Linked DNA regions of Homo sapiens: region 1 is linked to region 2. The links are chromatin contacts, found by Hi-C or POLR2A ChIA-PET in ENCODE. All regions are on one chromosome and are shown on one strand. Each heading gives the region's core, a stretch centred on a gene start or an enhancer-like site at or near the end of the contact. The rest is flanking DNA. Distances are from core to core; before and after follow the strand shown. Region 1 has its middle 140 kb from the start of MIR5192. Region 2 overlaps B3GNT2 (UDP-GlcNAc:betaGal beta-1,3-N-acetylglucosaminyltransferase 2).

What was found. Hi-C counts contacts between places; a loop is a spot of excess contacts on that map. ChIA-PET counts read pairs that join two places held with the same protein, here RNA polymerase II (POLR2A). Pooled maps may share reads with other maps.
Region 1: a loop to region 2 is called in a map with no recorded cell type, with 2.2 times the contacts of the local background. The contact joins two enhancer-like sites. A Hi-C loop is called at or near these places in 2 of 168 maps with a recorded cell type or tissue (Caco-2 and GM12878), 1 of 37 single-sample maps with no recorded cell type and 2 of 50 pooled maps. POLR2A ChIA-PET finds 5 or more read pairs at or near these places in 2 of 52 experiments (activated B cell and activated T-cell).

The regions. Positions count from the first base shown.
Region 1 is chr2:62,338,761-62,345,216 of GRCh38, reverse strand. No RefSeq gene overlaps it. Among named protein-coding and RNA genes, the nearest start is that of MIR5192, 140 kb to the right of the region's middle. Within about 2 kb of position 4,121, at least 5 of the 41 ENCODE cell types and tissues checked have a DNase peak (open chromatin) inside an H3K27ac peak, as active enhancers do.
Region 2 is chr2:62,216,968-62,223,068 of GRCh38, reverse strand. It overlaps B3GNT2 (UDP-GlcNAc:betaGal beta-1,3-N-acetylglucosaminyltransferase 2), which reads right to left. Exons shown (of 2, transcript NM_006577.6): 2 at 1-857. The coding sequence starts at 848. Among named protein-coding and RNA genes, the nearest start is that of MIR5192, 14 kb to the right of the region's middle. RefSeq lists an enhancer at 4,926-5,425. Within about 2 kb of position 3,493, at least 2 of the 41 ENCODE cell types and tissues checked have a DNase peak (open chromatin) inside an H3K27ac peak, as active enhancers do.

The sequences.
Region 1 (6,456 bases), core at 2,872-5,371, 120 kb before region 2:
CATTTTGGGAAGTCCGGGTGGGTGGATCACCTCAGGTCAGGAGTTTGAGACCAGCCTGGCCAACATGCTGAAACCCCATCCCTACTAAAAATACGAAAATCAGCTGGGCATGCTGGTGGGCGCCTGTAGTCCCAGCTACTCGGGAGACTGAGGCAAGAGAATCAGTTGAACCCAGGAGGCAGAGGTTGCAGTGAGCCAAGATGGCACCACTACACTCCAGCCTGGGTGAAAGAGCGAGATTCCATCTCAAAAAAAAAAAAAAAAATGCAAGTTTGTTTCCTCTTTTTTGAGACCTTTCTCATTAATGAATGTTCTTCCTATTGCACTACCCAAAGTCAAATGGTCTTCACTAATGGGTATATTTTGTCCCAGATGTTATTTAGAGGGTGCTCTTTGCAAGGATTGGTTAGATTTTGAAAACTAGATAATTAATGGAATTGTCAGTGGTCTCACCTTGGGATCATGGGTCTGAACAAATCGGTGTTGAGTATTGAGTTTTGATAGTGTATGAAGCACGTCATAGCTTCTGGCATGACTGGTCTGGCACAGTCAATCTGTTCTGTGAGTCAGGATATGCTTGGCAAGTTGTGGTTTCTGTTCCAATTCTCAACTGTCAGCATTTAGACTAGTACCTGGTTCATGGTAGGTGCTCAATACGTATTTACTTAAAGAATAATGAATTGGCCAGGTGCGGTGGCTCATGTTTGTAATCCCAGCACTTTGGGAGACTGAGACGGGCAGATCACTTGAGGCCAGGAGTTCGAGACCAGCCTGGCCAACATGGTGAAACCCCATCTCTACTAGAAATACAAAAAATTAGCCGGGCATGGTGGCGGGGGCCTGTAATCCCACCTACTCGAGAGGCTGAGGCAGGAGAATTGCTTGAACCCAGAAGGCGGAGGTTGCAGTGAGCCAAGTTTGCGCCATTGCACTCCAGCCTGGGCAACAAGAGCAAAACTCTGTCTCAAATAAAAAAAAAAAAAATCAATATATAGTTGGCAGCAGACCAAAAATAGTTCACCTTCTTTGTTAGTTACAGTTTGGCAAAATCTATATGAAAATACAGGCACACATACCTTTGACCTAGCAATTCCACTTCTGGGAATTAATTCCACAGAAATTTGCATATTGCAAAGAACCACCTGATAAGGTTACTCACTGCAATATTGTTTGCAATCACAAAAGAACAGATGTCTTAGAAATCTCCATTAGTAACAGCCTGCTTAATTCAGCCGTGGTGCACACATACAATGGAATAAGATGCAGGTGTAAAAAGAATGAGCAAGTTCTCATGATACAGAAGATCTCCAAGATATATTCACTCAGTTTCAACCATAACTGCTTTGTTCCTCAGAGCAAGTTCCTTCCGCTCCACGTGGAGGGTTTGAAGGCTTTGAAGGTTCAAATCCAGATATCTGGATTCAAAGCAGAAGAAACCTGGCTCACTCTCTCACTTTCTTCAGGCCTTGGCAAATCTTTCACTGACCACTATAGGAGAATAAAAATAATTTTTTCTTCAACCCTCATAGGTTTTTGATTGGAAAAGACCCTTGTAGCAAAAGATGAGATAAAAACAAACTGAAGTTTAACATGTATATTTAATGTATACATGGAACACACCCAGAGAATGAGTAGTTCTCAAAAAGGTGGCTTTGAATTCTAGCTTATGTGGCATTGTCAACAAAGAACAATGAATATTTAGAGAAGTGACAAGGCAAAGGAAAAGGATTTTGAGTCTCTAGGGGCAGCAACTTGTGAGAAAGCCAATAAATGGCAGAAACAGCCTGGCTAGTAAGGCCTGTTCATGTGGCTTCCTCTGGTGACATCTCCAGGCTGATAAGGGTCCAAAGTTAGACCTTCAGTGCTAATCTTTGTTTTCCCTGGAAGAAGGGTAGCAGGGTAGGATATCTTTTGCCTTTGTAAATCTATGTCCTGCTTTTAGGCAAATAGAAGGAGGGCAGAGAGCTTTCCTGTATCTGCTTCTTCTTAATTGTCTTTAGCTCAAAAATCCTTCATATTTTGGGGTGGCATATTCTGGTCTTCCACACCACCCTATCATAAAATATCCACATCCCATTCACCACCACCCTCGCCACACACACATGCATACATGCACACACATCTATCCCCTTACCCTGTTTTGCTCCATAGCACTTACCACTTATCACTATATATCACTTGTTTATTTATATCCCACAAAAATGTAAGTGTGGCCAGCTCAGTGGCTCACTTGTAATGCTAGCACTTTGGGAGGGCAAGAAGGGAGGATTGCTTGAGCCCAGGAGTTTGAGACCAGCCTGGGCAACATGGTGAGACCCCGTCTCTACAGAAAATTTAAAAACTGGCTGGGGGTAGTGGTGGGTGCCTGTAGTCCCACCTACTTGGAAGGCTGAGGCAGAAGGATCACTTGAGCCCAGGAGGCCGAGGCTGAAGCAAGCAGTGTTCACATCACTGCACTCCAGCCTGGGTGACAGAGCAAGACCTTGTCTTGGAAAAAAAAAAAATTTTTTTAAATGTAAGCTCCAGGAGGGCAAGAAATGTATTTGTTTTGTTCACTACCAAATTCCAAATGCCTAAAAGAGTGCTTGACACATAGTAGGTGCTCGGTAAGTGTTTCCTGAACAAATGAAAACAGTAAATGAAAAAAGCCAGAGGCATTTGAGCCCAGCCTCAAAATACTGGGCTGACTATCCTTATAAATGCTTCTATGTGAATGAAATGTCTTTAAAAGGTTACAGAAGAAATAGGTCATGCTGGTTGCCTGTCAGAAGGTGAACTTGGTGGCTGGGAGACAGAATAGAAGGGAGGCTTTTCATTATACAGTATTCTATTTGTAGATTATTATGCAAAAAATATAACTTAAAAGTAAAAAGGAAAGCTTCTGTATCATTCCTTTTTCATATCTCCATAGTATGCTGTCCTGTGGATGTACTAGAAGTCATTTCATCAATCCTATTTTAATGGGCAAGTTAGTTATTTCCAAACTTTTGCTATTGCAAATAAAGTAGTCTGGATATTTACTTTTCACGTTATAATAAATAGGACACTGAGGTCTTTTTATAACCCCTTAACTTTGGTTATAAATCTTTGCAGTTGAAAATGTAACCAACATCCCCAAGTAAACAAAAGTTTACTGCAGTTAAGTCCATTTGCATTTGCTGGCTGGGAGTGGGGCAGCCTCAGGAAGCAGAGGCTCCTGGGAAAGGGATAATTTAATTAGCATTCTTGCAATCTCATTGGTAAACTCACCCAATCCCTAAGCCTGTATCCTGATAATTTATCAGGATAGGGCTGTCTTACAAAGGAGGGCAAAAAAACAAAAGAACAAACTTCTAACCAAGATGTGGCTCACGCCTGTAATCCCAGCACTTTGGGAGACCAAGGCAGGTGGATCACTTGAGCCCAGGAGTTCAAGACCAGCCTGAGCAACATAGCGAAACCCCATCTCTACTAAAATACAAAAAATGAGCCAGGCATGGTGGCACACACCTGTAGTCCCAGATACCCAGGAGGCTGAGAAGGGAAAATCACCTAAGCCCAGAAAGTTGAGGCTGCAGTGAGCTGTGATTGCACCACTGCAATCTAGCCTGGGCAAGGGGAGTGAGACCCTGTCTCAAAGACAAACAAACAAACAAAAAGTGAAGACAGTTCAGTATTCCTAATTCATACAATGGGAAACATCTGAACTAAAGATTGAGAATCCTGGGTCTGCTACCGAGAAGCAGGGTGACCTTGAGGAAATCACTTCTCTCCTCTGGGCCTCCATCACCAGGTCTGTGGAATGCAGCCTTTGTCTCCCTCCCTCTCACTGGAGACTCAAACACTATGTTGGGTGACTTGAGGCAGCTGCTGAATGGTAGCAGATCTGCCAGGGCTGTCACTTTGTGGTGGTTCTGTAGGTAAATACGGCACTGTGTTGGAAGAGAAAAACAAACAGAGAAGCAGCTGCCTTCTTTTCCAGAAATGACACCAATAGCCTGCAACTACTCAGGTTGATGGGCATGCAGCAGCCCGATGACTCCAGAGATGCGGGGGCAGGGAGCAGAGCATCTGAAACAGGGACATCAGGACCCAGTGACTGCTCTGGTATGACTCAGGGAGGCTGTCAGGGTTGAGCTCTCTGCCAGGGATCCAGAGTGTCCCAGGAGGCCGTCTCTTCTGAAGAATCTGACAAGGCCCAGGCTTCTGGGAATGACTCTGCCCTGTTCTCCTGCCTAACCTGAAAACAGACTCTGGGGAGAAGGAAGCTGATTGACACAGTTTCATTGCCCCCAACACTTGCAAGTGCAAACAGAGGCCACATACCTTCTTATTCTTTGGATCTGTAATCAGATCCTCATTTGGTAAAAAAAAAAATATGAAGTTGCGGCCAGGCCTAACACTTTTGGAGGCTGAGGTGGGTGGATCACCTGAGGTCAGGAGTTCGAGACCAGCCTGACCAACATGGAGAAACCCTCGTCTCTACTAAAAATACAAAAATTAGGTGGCATGGTGGCGGGCGCCTGTAATCCCAGCTACTTGGGAGGCTGAGGCAGGAGAATTGCTTGAACCCAGGAGGGGAGGTTGCAGTGAGCCGAGATCGCACCACTGCACTCCAGCGAGACTCTGTCTCAAAAAAAAAAAAAAAAAGAAGTTGCAGGAATTGCATTCAACCTCTTCAAGTTATGAATTTAATGAGAATAATTTTCTTGCTTATTTTTACAGTTTCATCAGCATTAAAATCTCATTAAAAAAGAATCTGTGGCTGGGCATTGTGACTCGCACCTGTAATCCCAACACTTTAGGAGGCTGTGATGACAGCTCACTGCACTCCAGCCTGGGCAGCAGCAGAATCACTTGAGGCCAGGAGCTGAAGACCAGACTGGGCAACATAGCTGGACCTCATCTCTACAAAAGATAAAAAATTAGCCATGTGAGGTGTATGCATTTGTAGTCTTAGCTTGGGAGGCTGAGGCAGGAGATATGCTTGAGCCCAGGAGTTCCAGGCTGCAGTGAGCTATGATAATGCCACGGTACTCTAGCCTGGGCAATAGAGCAAGACCCTGGCTCAAAAATGGAAGGAAGGAAGGGAGGGAGGGAGGCAGGGAGGGAGGGAGGGAGGGAAGGAGGGAAGGGAAAAGAAAAAGAGTTTGTGAAGTTCTCTTGCTTACAAATTTTATGAGAGACCTCAACAGAAAACTGTTCATTTTCAGTGTTGCCAGTTTTAAAAAATTTAAGCTGATGCGCTTCTGAATACTTTTCCTTTTTTGGCTTTTTTTTTTTTTTGAGCTCCACTGTCATATTTTCTAAATTGATCCCAACTCAACTTGTATTCATTCCTAGTGATCTAAGAGTTTACAAAATAAAGTTGTTTTTCTTCTAAAACATTCAACTTTTTTTTTTTTTTTTGAGACAGTGTCTTGCTCTGTTGCCCAGGCTGGAGTGCAGTGGTATGATCACAGTTCACTGCACTCCATCCTGGGCAACAGTAGCCTCGACCTCCCAAACTTAAGCAATCTTCCCACCTAAGCCTTCCAAGTAGCTGGGACTACAGGTGCTCACTACCATGCCCAGCTAATTTTTTGAGCTCTCTCTGTGGCTCTTTCCCCAGCTCCACCAGGGGTCTCACTATGTTGCCCAGGCTGGTCTCAAACTCCTGGGCTCAAGTGATCCTCTCACCTTAGCCTCCCAAGGTGCTGGGATTACAGGCATGAGCCACCACGCCTGTCCAAATTATTAATATTACAAAGCAAAATACAAAAATTTAGTAAATTTAAAAAATAAAGTTATTTAAGTAAGGCTAAATTTTTTTATACTTGATAATTAAATCTTATTCAATATTATTATAAAAATAAAACTTCAGCCAGGCACAGTGGCTCACGCCTGTAATCCCAAAACTTTGGGAGGCCAAGGCTGGTAGATCATGAGGTCAAGAGATTGAGACCATCCTGGCCAACATGGTGAAACCCCATCTGTACTAAAAATACAAAAATTAGCTGGGTGTGGTGGTGCGTACCTGTAGTTCTAGCTACTCGGGAGGCTGAGGCAGGAGAATCACTTGAACCAGGGAAGCAGAGGTTGTTGCAGTGAGCCAAGATCGTGCCACTGCACTCCAGCCTGGCAACAGAGCGAGACTCCATCTCAAAATTAATAAATAAAACTTCACAATTCTGGGTTTTAATGTCTGCTTAATAAGCAAAGCAAAGAATCTGTATCATGCTTCAAATATCTTACAACTACATGTATATAAATGTAAGACAAATATGAATTCTTTTTTTTTTCCTTTTTTTAAGACAGGATCTAACTCTGTCACTCAGGCTGGAGTACAGTGGTGCGATCATGGCTCTCCACCTCCCAGGCTCAAGCGATTCTCCCACCTCAGGTTCCCAAGTAGCTGGGACCACAGGTGCACACCATCACACCTGGCTAATTTTTTGTATTTTTGGTAGAGACAGGGTTTCACCATGTTGCCCAGGC
Region 2 (6,101 bases), core at 2,244-4,743:
CGATGAGGTCCAGCATTGTGGATCACATCACCTATGAAGAGATCTTTGGCTTTGGTCTTGGATAAACTATTCAAGTAATTCAGGATGTGATGGGTGTTCACAAAAACATCGTCATCGCCCTTGAAAACAAACTCAGTGTCTGGGCAGGAAGTACTTACCCACCTGAGAAACAGCACTTCCTTCAGAGACAAGTTGAAGAAAGTGTCTCTGTAGTTCCACATAAGAATGTCTTGGTGCTTCTCACTCTCAAATTTCAGCATATCTGAAAGGTCGGGGTGGTTGTCCTCTGGGGGTGTCTGGCCCAGCAGGAAGACTCGCACCACCGTTTGGTTCCCTGCGTTGCTTTCTTGGCCCCAGGATTCCCGGATTGCTTGCCTTCTGGCAAAATGTGGAGTGAGGGACTTAATCGCCAGCAACAAGAAAGGTTTCTTTGCACACTTATCCGGCTGATCTATAAGCAGTGAATAATTGCGGCATCTCAAATACAGCAGAAAGTCTTTAAATCTGTCCGGCAAGTTGTTAAAACCCGTAACCACCGACGTGACCCTCAGGTCAGGTTCGCAGTAGTTCAGATGGCTTATATTGGAGAGCCTGCCCGCCTCCCCCGTCTGGTTGGTCAGCATGCTCAGGATGGGGTTGTACTGCCGGTTCAGCTTCTCTTGCTCTCGGTTCCAGTATGCCTCGGGAGGGGTAGATATCTTCCAGAACTTCTCTTTGGGTATTATTACTTCCCCTTTTCCATTTTTTTCTTGGCTACTGCTTTTGGAGACTTCCATAATAAAATAAATGAAGACATTTGCCATCATCAGGATACCCAACAACTTTATTCTTCGACGTCCAACACTCATTTCTCATATCTGGAATAAAGGGGTGGAGTATTGTATCAATTACTTATCAATTTGCATTTGCACATACAATTTATTTTACCTGTCTCCCCAGGAATAGTGGTTTACAGCAAAGACTCTACACTTGCACTGCCTAGGTTCAAATCTTGGCCCTTCCTTTCTAGCTTTGTGATCATGGGCAAGTGGGATAGTCCCTGTCTCAACTTCTCCATATATAAAATGGGAATCAAGCCCACTTCAAAGGATGGTTGTGAGTATATGATGTTATATGGAAAGCTTTTAAAATAGCGCGTGGCTCACAGCAAGCACTATGTAAGTGACTGTTTGAGACATGCTGAAGCTAGAAATACCTATTACTAAATAACCTCAGGAGAGTTCAACTTCCTTGCTTACAATGGCACATACAGTGCTTGGCAAACCGATTTGCCTAAATTATAACAAATACATTTTTATACTGTGTTTAGTATACACATACATACACAAAACTCTATTTACATGTGTGACGCATTGTGTGCAGTTCCATGTCATTCACTCTCAAGTTCTCTTCTATTTCATTTGAAAAACTTTGAGATTTTAAAATGTAGAAACAGGGACTGGTTACGTTGCTCAGGCTGGGCTCAAACTCCCAACCTAAGGTGATCCTCCCACCTCAGCCTCCCAAAGTGCTGGGATTATAGGCATGTCTGACCCTATCTCTCTCTCTTTTTTTTAATGTTAGTCCCAACCCTGAGTTATTTTCCAACCTACCATTTTACAGATAAGGAAACCAAAGCAGAGAGATTAAGACACTTGCCCAAGGTTGCAGGGCTAGGAAGCAGGAGACAGGAACCACAGAGCATCTCAGACAGAGAAAATGAAAGCAGACTCAGGACAGCTTTATCCCAATAGCCAAGAACTGGCAACAGCCCAATATCAACAGAACAGATGATCAAACTGTGGCATCTGCATACAATGGTATATCCCCTCGGCAATAGAAAGGGAAACTATTGTGGATGAAACATTACAACATTACATTGTGAATGAAGGCCAGACCCAAATTTTCATTTATATTAACTTCAAGAACAGGCAAAATGAATTTAGGTTCTAGAAATCTGAAAGTGATGGAGGTGGTGGGCTTAGAGAAGGATAGGAAGGAACTTCCTGGGGTACAGAAATGTACCATGTAGGTCTTGATCCTGATGAAGGCTCCACGGATGTATGCATATGTCAAACCTGAAGTGTATATTTAAGATCTCTATTGTTTGTAGCAAAAAGGGAAATACAAATGATATTTTAGTGAAATATCAAAAGATTTCAGGCTGTGGGCAATGGAAGAATAAAGAATGAGTAATGAGATGGTTTGCTGGGGATATCCAAGGTTCTAACACTATTGACATGGATGACCTATACAAGAATGAACATTTAAACCAAGGTGACATTAAAAGATAGCCCAAAAAAGTGGGATGGCAATGTTCTATAAAGAGCTGAAGATTTTCTTATCAGGTTAATTCAACTGGGAATTTATCCTTAGGTACTATTACTCATTCCCATTTTATACCTGAGGAGGTACACATTTAAAGAAGGGCAGACTGGAATACCAGCCAAGGCAAACAGATTCCAAGTCTGTACCATGCCAAAAGGTAGCTACACTTCTCCAATCCCTAAAAGAAAGCTTTGCAACTATTTTAATCTAGTATTTGCTTTTTGAAAGGAGAGGATTTTTAAGTTCACTGGATTCTAACAAACGGTAAAGTAGAAAAATATTTGTCATGCTGAGAATGCTGTAAAACTATTACATATTAGAGAGCCCAGATGAGATCAACAGGAATTCACAAGCTATTGTGTGTCTGTAAAGATCTGCCTAGTAGACCTTTATCTGGTTGCTTGTATTTACTACTGCTGAAACCACCTTTGCAAAGATTATGGACAGTAAGAAATCTAGCATGGCTGACTCCATCTTGCGTCTACCCTCACAGGCTAGCTGTCTCCACTCATTCCTGGGCATAGGCCAAGCTAACCACGGGAGAAATTTAGTTTACAGTTTAACTTCGAAGCAAAGATGGTAACAGTCCCTCCATAAAACTGATCCCTTCCTTGTTCAGGGGGCTGAGGCTAATGAAAGGTCACAAGATTAGGATTGAGAGGGGCCTGAATTCTGCTAAAATGTAAGCACAGTTTTTATAATCCCGTATTGCTCAGAAGTCATGTGGCCAGAGGCCACAAGATCTTTGACTTCCCCAAGTGCTCCTGTAGTTAACACCACTATTATAGAAACTAAGATTGGTCTTCTGAATGTTTCTCAGACTTACCCCACCCAGACTAGAGACTCATGACTCCCCCCAACCCCTGCAGACTCAGCACATGGCTTTGATTGCATCCACAGCCAATCAGCAGCACCCACTCCCTGGTCCCCTGCCCACAAAACTACTCTTGAAAAACCTAACCTCATACCTTTGGAGACTTCCGTGATAACTCCAGTTATTTCTCAAATACTTCTCAAAAAGAAAAGGTTCTCTCTAACTTGGGACAATTCTCCTAATGCTAAAGTGAGCCCTTGACCCAGTACTGCTGTCTCTAGGTCTCAGGCCCTTCCTAGTCTGGAAGGAAGGGCAACAGGAAATGTGTGATGGTGAAAAACTACAATGAAGAAAAAGATTTGCAAAGGGGCCAGGCAGAGTGACTCACGCCTGTAAACCCAGCACTTTGCTTTGGTAGGCCGAGGTGGGCAGATCACTTGAGGCCAGGAGTTTGAGACCAGCCTGGCCAACACAGCAAAACCCTGCCTCTACTAAAAATACAAAAAAGGCATGGTGGTGCACTCCTGTAGTCCAAGCTACTTGGGAGGCTGAGGTTGCAGTGAGCTGAGATCGTGCCACTGCACTCCAGCCTGGGTGACAGAGCAAAACTACTCAGGAAAAAACAGCACATACTATGAACAGCTTAATACCCGGCAAAAATTTAACTCAGTAAAGGGATTTAAACATTAATAGACCTTTACCAAAATTTCTGGAGTAAAAGAGGACAGCTTAGGGAAGAAAAAAGGGAAGCACAGTACTTTACATAGGAGGCTGTGAACTTCCAGAGCTAATTCTCCTAGGAAAGATACAGAGTGAATAACATGTAAAAATGACTCCAGATAATTTAACAAGTTTATACATCTAGATTATGGGAGAGGCCATGAATAACTGGAATCCAGCCATAACCACTTGAAGCCTCTATCACGGAAAACACCAATCCTTCTTTTGAGGATGCTTTGAGGAATAAGCTTGCTGACCCCTGGCAAGATTTCCAACTTCATCTGCTACAATTCAGCCTTTTATTTCCTCAATCAAGGCCACGTCAAGGTACAGTTCTCACATCACCTTGGCTCAAGACACAGGGACTAATGAATGGCCTTCCCGGGAACACCACCCTCAACTTTCATTTAAGTGCTCAAGGCCTCCAGCCCGCAGGGCATTTTCCTGCTCATTTCTCATTGCACGGGATGCCACTTTACCAGGAGAAAATGGAAGCTCAGAGGGGACTGATGATTTGCCTGAATATTATGGAAGAGTTACGTGACAAGGCTTAGACAAGACCACCTTCTGGCTCCCAATCCAGGACTCTCTGGATCTCTTTTTTCTATGAGGCTCAACCACATTCTAGTTACCTGGACCAGGTCAACAGTGAAGTCCCACAGGCTGATTATGGCACGGGATCATGGTACATTGATAGTTAAAGAGGCTCCAAAGAAAGAGAAATGGGGGCACCTACAAGCTCCCAGCCCCACCTCAGGAAACAGATCAGCCTTTCTTGTAAAAGACTTCAGATTCCCAAAGGCTCAATTTGAGGCAACTCTTCCCATTACTTGCTAAAGGGTATTTCTTTCAAGCCAATCTGAAGAGGAAGGTGGAGAAAACAAGATTCTCAACTGCACATTTCCATCAAGGTTAAATGTCATCGTGCACTTGTGACCTGGGCACAGTGTCTTGCATGAGAACTCGGCTTCTAGTAGGCTCTTAGAACAAAGCCAAGTTCATGGAAAGGAGGATAAAGCAGTGACCCCCATAAAAATATCTGTGGGAAAAAGCTCTCTAAATATCTGACTAAACATTCCCATCGCAGACAGAAAACCCAATTCCAATGTCCTTTCTTCAGCAGGAAGTTACATTGCGTAAGAAGAATTTAAGAAAACTCACCCCAAAGCTGGGGGAAGATGTTATAAACTCTCGCTGTGAAACACAGACTTTCTGTTGTAACAGAAATAAGAGAAAACCCCATATACAAACACAAAGCAACCTTAGCTTTTTACCTTGTCCCCAACAGGGACAGAACAGTTTTGAAACTTCAGTTGGTTTTGTTTAATGAAATGAAAATATTTAGAAAGACAGTATAACAGAGAAAACCTTAGCTGAAAAATGGCTTACAAAACAGTAGACATGATGCTGAAACTATGTGACAATCTAGATAAAATACTACACAAAAACAAAGTGGGTTTATTCAGGGTGGTGGGATGAGAGGGTGTTTTCACATCCTTTAACGCTGCCCAAAGGTCTGCCCTGTAAGCAGCCTCTTCCGCCGCACGCTGGGGACCGGGATACAGCACACAGCCCCATGCGGGGTTCCCTGTTCCACAGCCCACCCCCAGCCTGTGTCAGCATCGCCGTATTCGACCCCTACAGTGCTGCATAGAGGCTGTCACAACACCCATCCCTATTACCTGCACACCTTCCCTTGTGCCTGTGCCACGTCCTAAGGGCTCCTACATGTAATAGTGAAACATGAACACACCTGCCTTAACAAATATGTACCAAGCACCAGCAATCCTTTGAGGCAGATACTCTAAATTCCCACTGCTTATTTCGCTGAGGCACAGGGTAGGGGGCACGGGGTGGGTGGACAAGTGACTGAACTTGTCCAATGTCACACAGCTGGTAAATGGTAGAGCCAGGACTCAAACCCAGGCAATGATAGCTCCAGAGTGCGAGTTTTCAACCATCACACAATCACGGAAGCAAACGCTGCTGCGTATGGTTATGACCGCAGGAACTGAAGGGATTTGTGTCTAATTTTCCATGGTTAATCTTCTTAAAGTAACTTTTTAAAAGCTCTGTATTTATACATTTTCACCCACAAAACTACGAGTCAACCATCAGATATGGGAGGCAGTGTACTATCTTAAGTAACATTAGTGACTCTACAGGCTAGGCTCTGGGCAAAATGCAGCCCCCACTCATCTCTCCCCTAAAAGAAAATGAGAAAAAATGAGGCTTTGAGAGTCCCAGGTTCCCAGCCAGC